2 separate regions of the Homo sapiens genome follow, and region 1 is linked to region 2. The links are chromatin contacts, found by POLR2A ChIA-PET in ENCODE. All regions are on one chromosome and are shown on one strand. The core of a region is the stretch at or near the end of the contact, and the rest is flanking DNA. Distances in the headings are between cores, read along the strand shown.

What was found. ChIA-PET counts read pairs that join two places held with the same protein, here RNA polymerase II (POLR2A).
Region 1: POLR2A ChIA-PET joins it to region 2 with 14 read pairs in activated B cell. The contact joins the enhancer-like site here to the promoter of PDCD7 in region 2. POLR2A ChIA-PET finds 5 or more read pairs at or near these places in 2 of 52 experiments (Caco-2 and activated B cell).

The regions. Positions count from the first base shown.
Region 1 is chr15:65,769,226-65,775,620 of GRCh38, reverse strand. All of the region lies in intron 1 of DENND4A (DENN domain containing 4A), which reads left to right. It also overlaps the pseudogene LOC646358. Among named protein-coding and RNA genes, the nearest start is that of DENND4A, 20 kb to the left of the region's middle. RefSeq lists an enhancer at 1,482-1,631. Within about 2 kb of position 1,965, at least 4 of the 41 ENCODE cell types and tissues checked have a DNase peak (open chromatin) inside an H3K27ac peak, as active enhancers do.
Region 2 is chr15:65,131,393-65,138,162 of GRCh38, reverse strand. PDCD7 (programmed cell death 7) reads left to right here and starts at 4,355. Exons shown (of 5, transcript NM_005707.2): 1 at 4,355-5,251. The coding sequence starts at 4,382. RefSeq lists an enhancer at 4,070-4,169 and silencers at 4,460-4,669, 4,730-5,129.

The DNA.
Region 1 (6,395 bases), core at 716-3,215, 640 kb before region 2:
CACCCAGGCTGGAGTGCAGTGGCATGATCTTGGCTCACTGCAACCTTCACCTCCCAGGTTCGAGTGATTCTCCTGTCTTAGCCTCCCAAGTAGCTGGGATTACAGGCATGCATCACCACACCCGGCTAATTTTTGTATTTTTAGTAGAGGCAGGGTTTCCCTATGTTGGCCAGGCTGGTCTTGAACTCCTAACCTCAGGTGATCTGCCTGCCTCAGCCTCCCAAAGTGCTGGGATTACAGACGTGAGCCACCGTGACTTCTTTTCTTTTCTTTTTGAGGCAGGGTGTGGCTCTGTCCCCCAGGCTGGAGTGCAGTGGTGTGATCATAGCTCACTATAGCCTTGACCTCCTGGGCTCAAGCAAACCTCCCACCTCAGCCTCCTGAGTAGCTGGGACCACAGGCATGAGCAATCATGCCCAGCTAATTAAAAAAATTTTTTTGTAGAGATGGGGTCTCAAATTTTTCTAATAGTGGTTGGTTTGTTAGTTTACTTTTATGGTAGTTTTTCCTGTATAAGCCTGGACCTTCATGCAGTGGATGACTGAAAATGGTAGAGCTTATAAAGCTTATGAAGTGCATATTTTTTATTAAAGTAAACATATGGGCTGTGTGTGGTGGCTACTTGGGAGGCTGAGGCAGGAGGATTGCTTGAGCCAAGGAGTTCGAAGTTAAGGTGAGCTATAATTGTGCCACTGCATTCCAGCCTGGGTAACAGAGTGAAACCTTGTCTCTCAAAAAAAAAAAAAAAAAAAGTAAACATTTGTAAAACTGTTAAGTATCCACAAAATTTTTTTTTAAAAAAAGCAAAAATAATACATTGTATAAGCCTATGTAATTTTAAAACATAATCTCTAAAATCAATGTCATTCTGAAATTTTATAATTTTAGAGAAAATAGCATATATATGTTATTTTATAAAACATCTTATTTTTATTTTTATTTTATTTTTTTGAGACAGGGTCTCACTTTGTTGCCCAGGCTGGAGTGCAGTGGCACGATCTCAGCTCACTCAGCAACCTCTGCCTCCCAGGTTCAAACGATTCTCCTGCCTCAGCCTCCCAAGTAGCTGGGATTACAGGTGCACACCACCATGCCTGGCTAACTTTTTTATTTTTTATTTTAATTTTTTTGAGATGGAGTTTCACTCTTGTTGCCCAGGCTGGAGTGCAGTGGCTCAATCTGGGCTCACCGCAACCTCCACCTCCTGGGTTCAAGCTATTCTCCTGCCTCAGCCTTCTGAGTAGCTGAGATTACAGGCATGCGCCACCACACCTGGCTAATTTTGTATTTTTAGTAGAGACTGGGTTTCTCCATGTTGGTCAGGCTGGTCTCAAACTCCCCACCTCAGGTGAGCCACCCTCCTTGGCCTCCCAAAGTGCTGGGATTACAGGCGTGAGCCACCGTGCCTGGCCAATTTTTTTATTTTTAGTAGAGACAGGGTTTCACCATGTTGGCCAAGCTGGTCTCGAACTCGTGACCTCAAGTGATCCACCAACCTCGGCCTCCAAAGTGCTGGGATTACAGGCATGAGCCACCACACCCAGCCAATAAAACATTTTATATCAGTATTTTTCTTCATAAAATTGTACCTACTGTTAAGCAAAACCAGTGTAGGCAGTTGGCAGAATGCCTTGTGCTTCACTACCCTGATGACAGTTGATTAACACCTTTACTTCTCTTTTCAATTCCTTTATCCACTCATTCATGATTCCTCCTCCACCCCATTAAAAATAATCAACCAACCAAAAACAAACAAACAAAAAAACCCCTAAAAAGCCCAGGTTGACTGTTCTGTGAAGTGACTGAGATGAGAAGGAGAGAAGGAAAGTAGTTTTGGCCAGATTTGTGGAGGCGGCAGCAGTGGTGTGTGTATGTTTGAAGCATGAGGTTTGTGATAAAAGCGACAAAAGTGACCAGTCTTCCTTTTGTCACTGTTATCTTTCAAATATGTTTCCCTCTAACTTTATTGAGGTATATTCAAATATACTTTTGATACTGTCCAGGAAGGAAATGATGAGTAAAGAAAAGGTGATATCCATTGTGCTTGTTCCTCCTTTCATGTGGAATCCCCTTCCATCTCTCCTCTATCACCTACTGATATTTCAGAATTTAGATGGTGTCGTTCTTTTTTGACTCCTCAAGCCTAAGCTGTGTGTCCTTCTTGTGCTTCCTGTGATTACTCCTGTTATAGACTTATCATGTATTATATTGCTTGTTTTCTTGTCTGCCTTCTCTATTAAACCGCTGTAAGGCAGGGTCATGTCTCATTTGTCTTTGTGTTTTAGTGCCTGGTTCTTCAGACCACATGGTAGAGGTACCATTTTAGGATTCTTGGTTGCAAATTACAGAAATTAATTCTGGTTAGCTGAACCAAAAGAAAAGGAATTTATTGGAAGCATATTGGTTGGCTTACAGAAATGACTAGAAGACTAGAGAACCAGACTCAGAGAACAAATATGAAACAAACCTCAGGGCTAGACCATAGCCAAAGTTATGCCATATCCTTTTCCTGTTGAACACACCGTTGATGCCACTGGATGCCATTGCTGGAGCATTGCCACTGGGTGCTGTATATCACTGCTCTAAGAATGATTTTTTTTTTTTTTTTTTTTTTTTTTGCTTAGAAACAATAGAAATTGATTTCCCATGGTTCTCAAGGTTGGAGGTCCGAGATCAGGGTGCCAGCAAGGTCAGGTTCTGGTGAGGGTCCACTTTTGGGTGGCAGACTGCTGACTTCGTGTATCCTCACATGGTGGAAACAGCCCTGAGAATGAATCTTAAACTGTTTTTGCTACTTTAGCTCTAGATTCAAATTCTGCATGAGTGCATATAATTGACCAATCTGTGTGCTTGGTCCCTAAATAGGGAGAGCAAATATCAGGTCTTTTTTTTTTTTTTTTTTTTTTTTTTTTTTGAGACGGAGTCTCATTTTGTTGCCCAGGCTGGAGTGCAGTGGCTCGATCTCGGCCCACTGCAACCTCCGCCTCCCAGGTTCAAGCGATTCTCCTGCCTCAGCCTCCTGAGTAGCTGGGATTACAGGCGGGTGCCACCATGCCCAGCTAATTTTTGTATTTTTAGTAGAGACAGGGTTTCACCATATTGGTCAGGCTGGTCTCAAACTCCTGACGTCATGGTCTGCCTGCCTTGGCCTCCCAAAGTGCTGGGATTACAGGTGTGAGCCACCGTGCCTGGCCAAATATCTGGTCTTTTTCTGCTTTCATGATTGGTTCGGACATCCAGCCTTTTTTATAAGATACATACAGTGGCAGATTTTCTAAACATAGAAAGGGAGTTCACATGCTACATGGTCAAAAATAAAACTGATACATGTCCATTTCAGTATTCAATAAATATTTGTCAGATGAGTGAATGAGAGAATCAGAGTCATGATTTCCTGTCTCTAGACCTTTAAGTCACCAAACATTGAAGTGATAATGGTGTTGCTAATGTAATTGAAAATAAAATCGAAGGAGCAAGCTATGGAGGGGAACAGGGATGAAGCTGAGAAATGTGTCGACATCGTCCAGGAGGCTCTGAATGCTGGCAACCGCGAGAAGGCCCAGCGTTTCCTGCAGAAGGCCGAGAAGCTCTACCCACTGCCCTTGGCCTGCGCATAAACAAATATAAAAATTACTATGAAGTACTTGGAGTTACGAAAGATAGTGGTGATGAAGATTTGAAAAAAGCTTATAGAAAGCTTGCTTTGAAGTTTCATCCAGACAAAAACCATGCACCTGGAGCAACAGATGCTTTTAAAAAGGTTGGGAATGCTTATGCTGTTTTAAGTAATCCAGAAAAGCGAAAACAGTATGACCTCACGGGCAATGAAGAACAAGCATGTAACCACCAAAACAATGGCAGATTTAATTTCCATAGAGGTTTTGTGAAGTTGATATAACTCCAGAAGACTTGTTTAATATATTTTTTGGGGGTGGATTTCCTTCAGGTAGTATACATTCTTTTTCAAATGGAAGAGCTGGTTATAGCCAACAACATCAGCATTGACATAGTGGACATGAAAGAGAAGAGGAAAGAGGAGATGGAGGTTTTTCTGTGTTTATCCAGCTGATGCCCATAATTGTATTGATCCTCGTGTCATTATTAAGCCAGTTGATGGTCTGTAATCCTCCTTATTCCTTCTATCCCAGATCTGGAACAGGGCAAACTATTAAAACGCAGACAGAAAACTTGGGTGGTGTTTATTATGTCAGCAAGGACTTTAAAAATGAATATAAAGGAATGTTATTACAAAAGGCAGAAAAGAGTGTGGAGGAAGATTATGTGACTAATATTCGAAATAACTGCTGGAAAGAAAGACAACAAAAAACAGATATGCAGTATGCAGCAAAAGTATACCGTGGTGATCGACTCCGAAGGAAGTCAGATGCCTTGAGCATGGACAACTGTAAAGAATTAGAGCGGCTTACCGGTCTTTATAAAGGAGGATGAACTGGAATTTTTATTTATACCTTTTAGCGTACTCTTTATTTTTTCTGTAAGTAAGTTTAGTTTCATCATGAGAGATGAAGGGAAAGATCTGATACTGAAAATTAAACTGAATAGTTGGTTCCTGAAATCTTGGACTGTTTATGACCTACTGGCTCCTTTAAATAGTAACTGAAAACTAAAATGGAATATTTTAGTTACGCTTCTACAATTATTTTCATTTTAAAAGCTTGCATGATTCCTAACTAAAATGTCTTGAGAAAGGATTATCACACCTGTAGCAATTTCCAGTTTTAGTGATTCTCCATTTTTTCCCTTGTCATGTAAAGATTTATGGAATGATCACTTTGTGTACATACAGGTTACTGCTTTTTTATTTAAATTCTTTTAGTGTTTTGCTCCGTGAGACACTTCAGTTTAAATTGATGGAATAAATGTTATATGACACATTTACGTTTTCCTTATCAAGGTGTCAAATATGTGGACTTTAAACAATGAAACTTTTTCAAAAAGAAAAAACAAAAACTTTAACTTTGTGTAAAATCTTATAGTATTATCAGCTTAGAGGGAATTGATATTTTTAATATTGCCGTTATATTCCAAAATATATATTGAGATAAATGAACTGATGTAGAATATCATTTTGCTATTTAGTTTTATGAATTACTATACATATACATGCATAGAAATGAAATGCTATACTGATAGATTTTAAAGAAAATATGAGGAAATGGCTATAAATAGTAAACTAAAAGGGTCTTCAACAGTAAAGTGCAGTTATGTCATTTACAATTCCAATACTTTAAAGGCCACCAAATTTTGATGTGTATGTCCTTGAAGGGCTGCCAAAATTTATGAAGAGGACTCACATTTTCCCCCATAGAAATTTGCAGTTTCTTGGTGATCATTTAAGCAGGATCCAAAGAAGTTCTTCTACAAATAAGTAATAAGAAAAATGAATACTAAAATACAGCTTTGTGCCTTTTAACCTTATGCCAACTCCTAAACATGTAAGTAGATTATAGTATACTTATCTGATCAGAGCATGATCTGTTTGGCCACATGCAAGTGTGAGCAGAAATAGAGCAGCAGGTAGAATAGTAACTTAAAGCAAGTCCTCCTTTAAAAATACTGAGCTAAAATCTATTCACCATTGAGTAATTGAATTAATCCTATAGGAATAAGCTCCTTGTAAGTAATTCCATATTATGAATTAGAAAAAAAAAACAGCTGGAAATTGAAGTTTTTGGTGCCTGTATACTGGAGATAAAACTATTTGATTTCTGGTCTTCTGTGTTTAGCAGTTGTAATATTTTAATGAATTTGCTGCATACTCGGTTAATGGAACATAAACATATCTTTGGTACTTCTTTGTGAGTGAAAGAATGCTGGATAGGGTGGCTTTGTTCTTTAAATTTTTTTCTGAATGTAGTTAATTTATGGCATCTGTTGAATAAAACTGCTAAAATGAAAAAAAAGAAAAGAAAATCAATACCAAACCATAAAATAAACAAAAGATAAGCAAACTCAGCATATTTCTGGTTTTTTAAAATGACGAGTACCTCATTAAGTGATTTACATCAAATTATTTGAATTGAATTTATACTTTTTTTGGTCCCTTATTTTAAAATACCCAAGCCATGAGCTTATTTGCGTATCTGATAATCTAATGCTGGATAGAACCAGGATTTTAATTTGGCTGAAGTGATTTCAGAGCATGTAGCTGCTAAACCTTACTACATTTTATAGTTTTCATATAGTTGTATTCAGCAATGAATTAAAACAGGAACAACAAATCAGTATTTTAGAGAGCTCAGAGGAATGTTTATGTTTGTGGAGGAAAAAAGGTTTTTATTTATTTCTAAGCCATCTTACTCACCAAATATAAGGTCTTACTATAAAACTTAGGAAAACAGTTTGGCATTACCTACCACAGTTGAGTGTGTGTG
Region 2 (6,770 bases), core at 3,106-5,605:
TATGAGATATGATAGTTTTATAAAGAGGAGTTTCCCTCCACAAGCTCTCTTTCTGCCTGCTGCCATCCATGTAAGATGTGACTTGCTCCTCCTTGCCTTCCGCCATGATTGTGAGGCCTCCTCAGCCATGTGGAACTGTAAGTCCATTAAACCACTTTCTTTTGTAAATTGCCCAGTCTTGAATATGTCTTTATCAGCAGCGTGGAAACAGACTAATACAGTAAATTGGTACCCGTAGAGTGGGGCACTGTTTAAAAGATACCCAAAAATGTAGAAGCAACTTTGAAACTGGGTAACAGGCAGAGGTTAACAGTTTAGAGGGCTCAGAAGACAGGAAAATGTGGGAAAGTTTGGAACTCCCTAGAGACTTGTTGAACGGCTTTGACCAAAATGCTGATAATGATATGGACAATGAAATCCAGGCTGAGGTGGTCTCAGATGGAGATGAGAAACTCATTAGGAACTGGTGCAAGGGGGACTCTTGTTATGTTTTAGCAAAGAGACTGGCAGCATTTTGCTTCTGCCTTAGAGATTTGTGGAACTTTGAACTTAGGAGAGATGACTTAGGGTATCTGGCAGAAGAAATTTTTAAGCAGCAAAGCATTCAATAAGTGACTTGGGTGCTGTTAAAGGCATCAAGTTTTAAAAGGGAAATAGAACATAAAAGTTCAAAAAATGTGCAGCCTGACAATGCCATAGAAAAGAAAATCCCATTTTCGGAGGAGAAATTCAAGCCAGCTGCAGAAATTTGCATAAGTAACGAGGAGTTGAATGTTAATCTCCAAGACAATAGGGAAAATGTCTCCAGGGCATGTCAGAGATCTTTGCGGCAGCCCCTCCCAACACAGGCCCAGAGGCCTAGGAGGAAAAAATGGTTTCATGACCCAGGCCCAGGGTCCCGCTGCTGTGTGCAGTCTAGGGACTTGGTGCCCTGTGTCCCAGCCACTCCAGTCGTGACTAAAAGGGGCCAAGGTACAGCTTGGGCTGTGGCTTCAGAGGGTGCAAGCCCCAAGCCTTCACAGCTTCCACATGGTGTTGAGCCTGCGGGTGCGCAAAAGTCAAGAATTGAGGTCTGGGGCCGGGTGCACTGGCTCACGCCTGTAATCCCAGCATTCCAAATGATTGTGAGGCCTCCCTAGCCATGTGGAACTGTAAATCCATTAAACCTTTTTCCTGTATAAATTACCCAGTCTCAGGTATGTCTTTATTAGCAGCATGAAAACAGACTAATACAGAGGGTCCTTGGATCTTGTGCAAGAAAGATTTCAGGGCAAGTCCACAGTGCAAAGCAAAAGCAAGTTTATTAAGAAAGTAAAGTGGTGAAAGAATATCTACTCCATAGACAGTAGGGCGTTCCTGAAAGTAAGAGGAGAAACGTGTCCACCCTAGGTAGAATGCTTGCTTATATATAGGATAAAAAAAGATCATGGGGAGATGTGCTCTGCCACAAGGGTTTGTGATAAAGGATTAATTTTTTAAATTACTATATTTTACAAGAATCAACATTATTATCTTTAAAGCAAAATTAGGAATGCTTCTATTCTCAAAATATCGGGATCTCAGGACACTCCTAAGTACGGGTCTGTTTAGTAAATGTTATTAGTCTGTTCCCTTAACCATAAACATCTAGAGGCTAGGAATACCTAACTTCCTGGGAATGCAGCCAAGCAAGTCCCAGCTTCACTTTTCCTAGCCCTCACTCAAGATGGAGTCACTCTGGTTCAAATGCCTCTGACAATACTGTACTACAGTTTTACAAGATGTTACCCTTAGGGGAAACTGGGTAAAGGGTACACAGAATCTCCCTGTATTACTACTTCTCATATTCCATATGAATCTACAATTGTCTCAAAATAGTTTAATTTTAAAAATCTAATCAGGTGGCACAGGCTTCTCTTTACCTCTTGTTTAAAACCAATAGTTTCCCACTGGTCACAGTGGCTCACGCCTGTAATCCCAGCACTTTGGGAGGCTGAGGCAGGCAGATCACCTGAGATCAGGAGTTCGAGACCAACCTCAACAGGGAGAAACCACGTCTCTATTAAAAATACAAAATTAGTCGGGCATGGTGGTGTGTGCCTGTAATCCCAGCTACTCAGGAGTCTGAGGCAGGAGAATTGCTTGAACCTGGGAGGTGGCGGTTGTGGTTAGCCGAGATCGCGCCATTGCACTCCAGCCTGGGCAACAAGAGTGAGACTTGGTCTCAAAACAACAACAACAACAACAAAATAGTTTCCCATTGTTCATAAGATATGAGACCCCAGACATTAGGACTTCACTTCACCAGGATCACCAGACTCCTCTCAGAGCTCCATCCATAACTCGCATTCTTTTTTTTTTTTGGAGACAAGGTCTCGCTCTGTCTCCCAGACTGGAGTTCAGTGGTGTGATCTCGGCTCACTGCAACCTCCACGTCCTGGGTTAAAGCAATTCTCCTGCCTCAGCCTCCCCAGTAGCTGGGATTACGGGCACGCACCACCACACCTGGCTAATTTTTGTGTTTTAGTAGAGACAGGAATTCACCATATTGCCCAGGCTGGCCTTGAACTCCTGAGCTCAGGCAATCCACCCGCCTCGGCCTCCCAAAGTGCTGGGATTACAGGCCAAAACTGGCATTCTATCAGGCTTCCCACTAGACATAGTCCTGTAACCTAAGGCAGGTCCAGTTCCCTGCAGCTTGCAAATTCAAATAACAAGTAAGAGAATGGTAAAAAGAAAGTGACTGCCACGGGCACGGTGGCTCACGCCTGTAATCCCAACATGATCCAAGGCAGGCGGATCATGAGGTCAGGAGATCGAGACCATCCTGGCTAACATGGTGAAACCCCATCTCCACTAAAAATACAAAAAAATTAGCCAGGCATGGTGGTGGGCACCTGTAATCCCAGCTACTCGGGAGGCTGAGGCAGAAGAATGGCATGAACCCAGGAGGCAGAGCTTACAATGAGCCAAGATCACGCCACTGCACTCCAGCCTGGGCGACACAGGGAGACTCTGTCTCATAAAAAAAAAAAAAGAAAGAAAGTGGCCAGGTGTGGTGGCTCACACCTGTAACCCCAGCACTTTGGGAGGCCAAGGTGGACGGATCACCTGATGTAAGGAGTTTACGACCAGCCTAGCCAGCATTGTGAAACCCCCTCTCTACTAAAAACACAAAAATTAGCCAGGCGTGGCAGCAGGGGTCTATAATCCCAGCAACTGACTAGGGAGGCTGAGGCACCAAGAATAACTGGAACCTGGGATGCAGTGGTTGCAGTGAGTGGAGAGTGCGTCATTGCACTCCAGCCTGGGTGACAGAGGGACTCTGTCTCAAAAAAAGTGGGGGGTGCACGGGACTTGGTTGACCTGGATGGCATGCAAGGGGTGGGGAGGGACCAAGGAGGTGCTGGGTCTATGGGACTTGCTCCTATGTATCCATCAGTGATCTGGTTGGCGCCATGGAGGCTGGGGCGAAGGCGGAGGGGGGGTGGGGGGTAGCGGGGAGCTAGGTTGTAAATTGACAGTTGTCCCCAGGCAATCCCCTGGTATGGGAAAGTTCCAGAGGTCCCTGGTTTAAGCTTCGGTCCTTGGAACTAATAAGCGAACACATAATTAGATAAGCTTACAGTGTAGAGAGTGTCTGGTGGAGAGAAGGTAAAGGTTAATTGGATTTTTTTTTTTGACAGGTGTCATTCTGTCGCCCAGGGTGGAGTGCAGTGGCGTTATCGTGGCTCATTGCAGTCTTTACCTCCCAGGGCTCAGGTGATCCTCCCACCTCAGCCTCCCCAATGGCTGGGACTACAGGCCGATCTCGCCTGCCTCGGCCTCCCAAAGTGCTGGGATTACAGACGTGAGCCACAGCACCCACCCTATAATTGCATTCCTAAAGAGCTAAATAGGAGGTGGGGTGAAAGGAGAAAAGTAAAAATAATTCATTTTTCTAAGAAAATGGGTAGTTGGTCACACTCCTATTTACTAGGGCCTTTGCACATGTTCTCATCTGCACTGTGCTTCCCTCTCTTTTTCTATTTAACTATTTATCTTCCAGATCTCAGCTGCAGCCGCAGTTTCTTAGGATAACCTTCTCCAACTTCTCGAAGATACTCACCATGATTAATTGATTAGTGTGTTATACTAGGCAGATAGTTCCACGAAGAGAAGCTCTGTATCTCTCAGTCTCACTGTATGCGGAGTGGGTAGCTCTGCACCTAGGATGCTCAATAAGAACGGTATTTATGAACTGAACGACAGAAGGTTGAACGACTGCCCACTTATGCACTGAGCCTTCCGGAGGGACGAGTCTACAGGGGTCGCGCGTCGTAACGACGTCACTTCCGTCGGAAGGTTCTCATGAGGAGCCACTCAGATTCCTGTCACTTCTCAAAGCATCTCCGTCGTGAACATGGCCCTGCCACCATTCTTCGGCCAGGGTCGCCCAGGCCCACCGCCCCCGCAGCCGCCGCCTCCTGCTCCTTTCGGCTGTCCGCCACCGCCGCTGCCCTCCCCGGCTTTCCCGCCGCCTCTCCCCCAGCGGCCCGGCCCTTTTCCGGGGGCCTCCGCCCCCTTCCTTCAGCCTCCGCTGGCTCTGCAGCCCCGAGCCTCCGCGGAGGCCTCCCGCGGCGGAGGCGGCGCTGGCGCCTTCTACCCGGTGCCACCACCGCCGCTGCCTCCTCCGCCGCCCCAGTGTCGGCCCTTCCCGGGGACCGACGCCGGCGAGCGGCCGCGGCCACCGCCTCCCGGCCCGGGGCCGCCCTGGAGCCCGCGGTGGCCTGAGGCGCCGCCGCCGCCGGCCGACGTGCTCGGGGATGCGGCCCTCCAACGCCTGCGCGACCGGCAGTGGCTGGAGGCGGTGTTCGGGACCCCGCGGCGGGCAGGCTGTCCGGTGCCCCAGCGCACGCATGCCGGGCCCAGCCTTGGCGAAGTGCGCGCGCGATTGCTCCGGGCTCTGCGCCTGGTGCGGCGGCTGCGCGGCCTGAGCCAGGCCCTGCGCGAGGCCGAAGCCGACGGCGCGGCCTGGGTCCTGCTGTACTCCCAGACCGCGCCGCTGCGCGCGGAACTGGCCGAGCGGCTACAGCCGTTGACCCAGGCTGCCTATGTGGGCGAGGCGCGGAGGAGGCTGGAGAGGGTCCGGCGCCGCCGGCTGCGGCTTCGCGAGAGGGCCCGGGAACGCGAGGCCGAGCGGGAGGCAGAGGCCGCGCGGGCAGTGGAACGCGAGCAGGAGATTGACCGCTGGAGGGTGAAGTGTGTGCAGGAGGTGGAGGAGAAGAAGCGGGTGAGAGCAGCGGCCGCTCATGGGGGTAGGAGTGGTGGTGGTTGGAACCTGGAGCAGCAGGAGGCTTTAAACTTCCATTTCCCAGGGCTAAGCCTCTGTTTTACGCGCAAAATGAAGCGATAGCTAACCTTCCCAGCTCATACCACCATGTTAATTTTGTGTTAATGATGTGTGGTACACAAAAGTTCCAGGTGCACTGTAAAATCCTGTAAACACAAAGTATAGGATTACACGGTGGCACTGCACGAATGACAGGTCTCCCCTATCCTGCTCCAACATTGTCCACTTACTCTCAAAACCAGTAAGTGTCTAGTTCCTTGTGTCTTGTACTGCCCTAGGTGGTTTTAAGAATACAAAATACAGGCCGGGCGCGGTGGCCCACGCCTGTAATCCCAGCACTTTGGGAGGCGGAGGCGGGTGGATCACGAGGTCAGGAGTTCAAGACCAGCCTGGCCAAGATGGTGAAACCCCGTCTCTACTAAAAATACAAAAATTAGCCATGCGTGGTGGCGGGCGCCTGTAATCCCAGCTACTCTGGAGGCGGAGGTTGCAGTGAGCCGAGATCGCACCACTGCATTCCAGCCTGGGCGACAGAGCAAGACTCCGTCTCAAAAAAAAAAAAAATAGAGAACTTGGGGACCCTACCTCAAGGAATATATATACTCTAATTAGCTGATGGGGCAATAGTGATTTCCCTAGGATTCTTTTGTTTACAAGTTTTAAACCATGTATCCCCAGGTTCAGCAATGGTGTTTCGGAGCATTTACTATATATATATATATATATACACATACATACATATATATACACATACATATATGTATGTGTATATATATGTATGTATGTGTATGTGTGTATATATATGTATGTATCTGTGTATATATAGAGAGAGGTGTGCTAAGGTCATTACATATACCAGATTTTGAATCTTTATAACAGCCTTGAGAAGTAGGAAGTATTATGCTAATTTTACAGGTTAGGAAGTTGCATAGAGAGGTTAACTTGCCAACAGTCACACAACGAGTTTGTGGCAGTTTCCCATATTTGATCCCAAGTTGTCTAATTCCAAAGCGTATTGATCTCAGACTCTTTAAGCAGGGCCAGGGTAAAACTGGAAATTGTTCAGATGGTTTTCTAAGGCATTTTCTTTCTTTCTTTTTTTGAGATGGAGTTTCGCTCTTGTTGCCCAGGCTGGAGTGCAATGGCATGATCTTGGTTCACCACAACCTCCACCTCCCGGGTTCAAGCGATTCTCCTGCCTCAGCCTCCCGAGTAGCAGGGATTACAGGCATGCACCACTACACCCCAGCTAATTTTGTATTTTTAGTAGAGACAGGGTTTCTCCATGTTGGTCAGACTGGTCTCGAACTCCTGACCTCAGGTGATCCACCCGCCTCAGCCTGCCAAAGTGCTGGGATTACAGGCGTGAGCCACTGCACCTGGCCGTCTAAGGCATTTTCATTACCTTTGATTGCCTCTGGGGTTCCCTTTCCTCTTCCTCATTATTTCTATTATTATT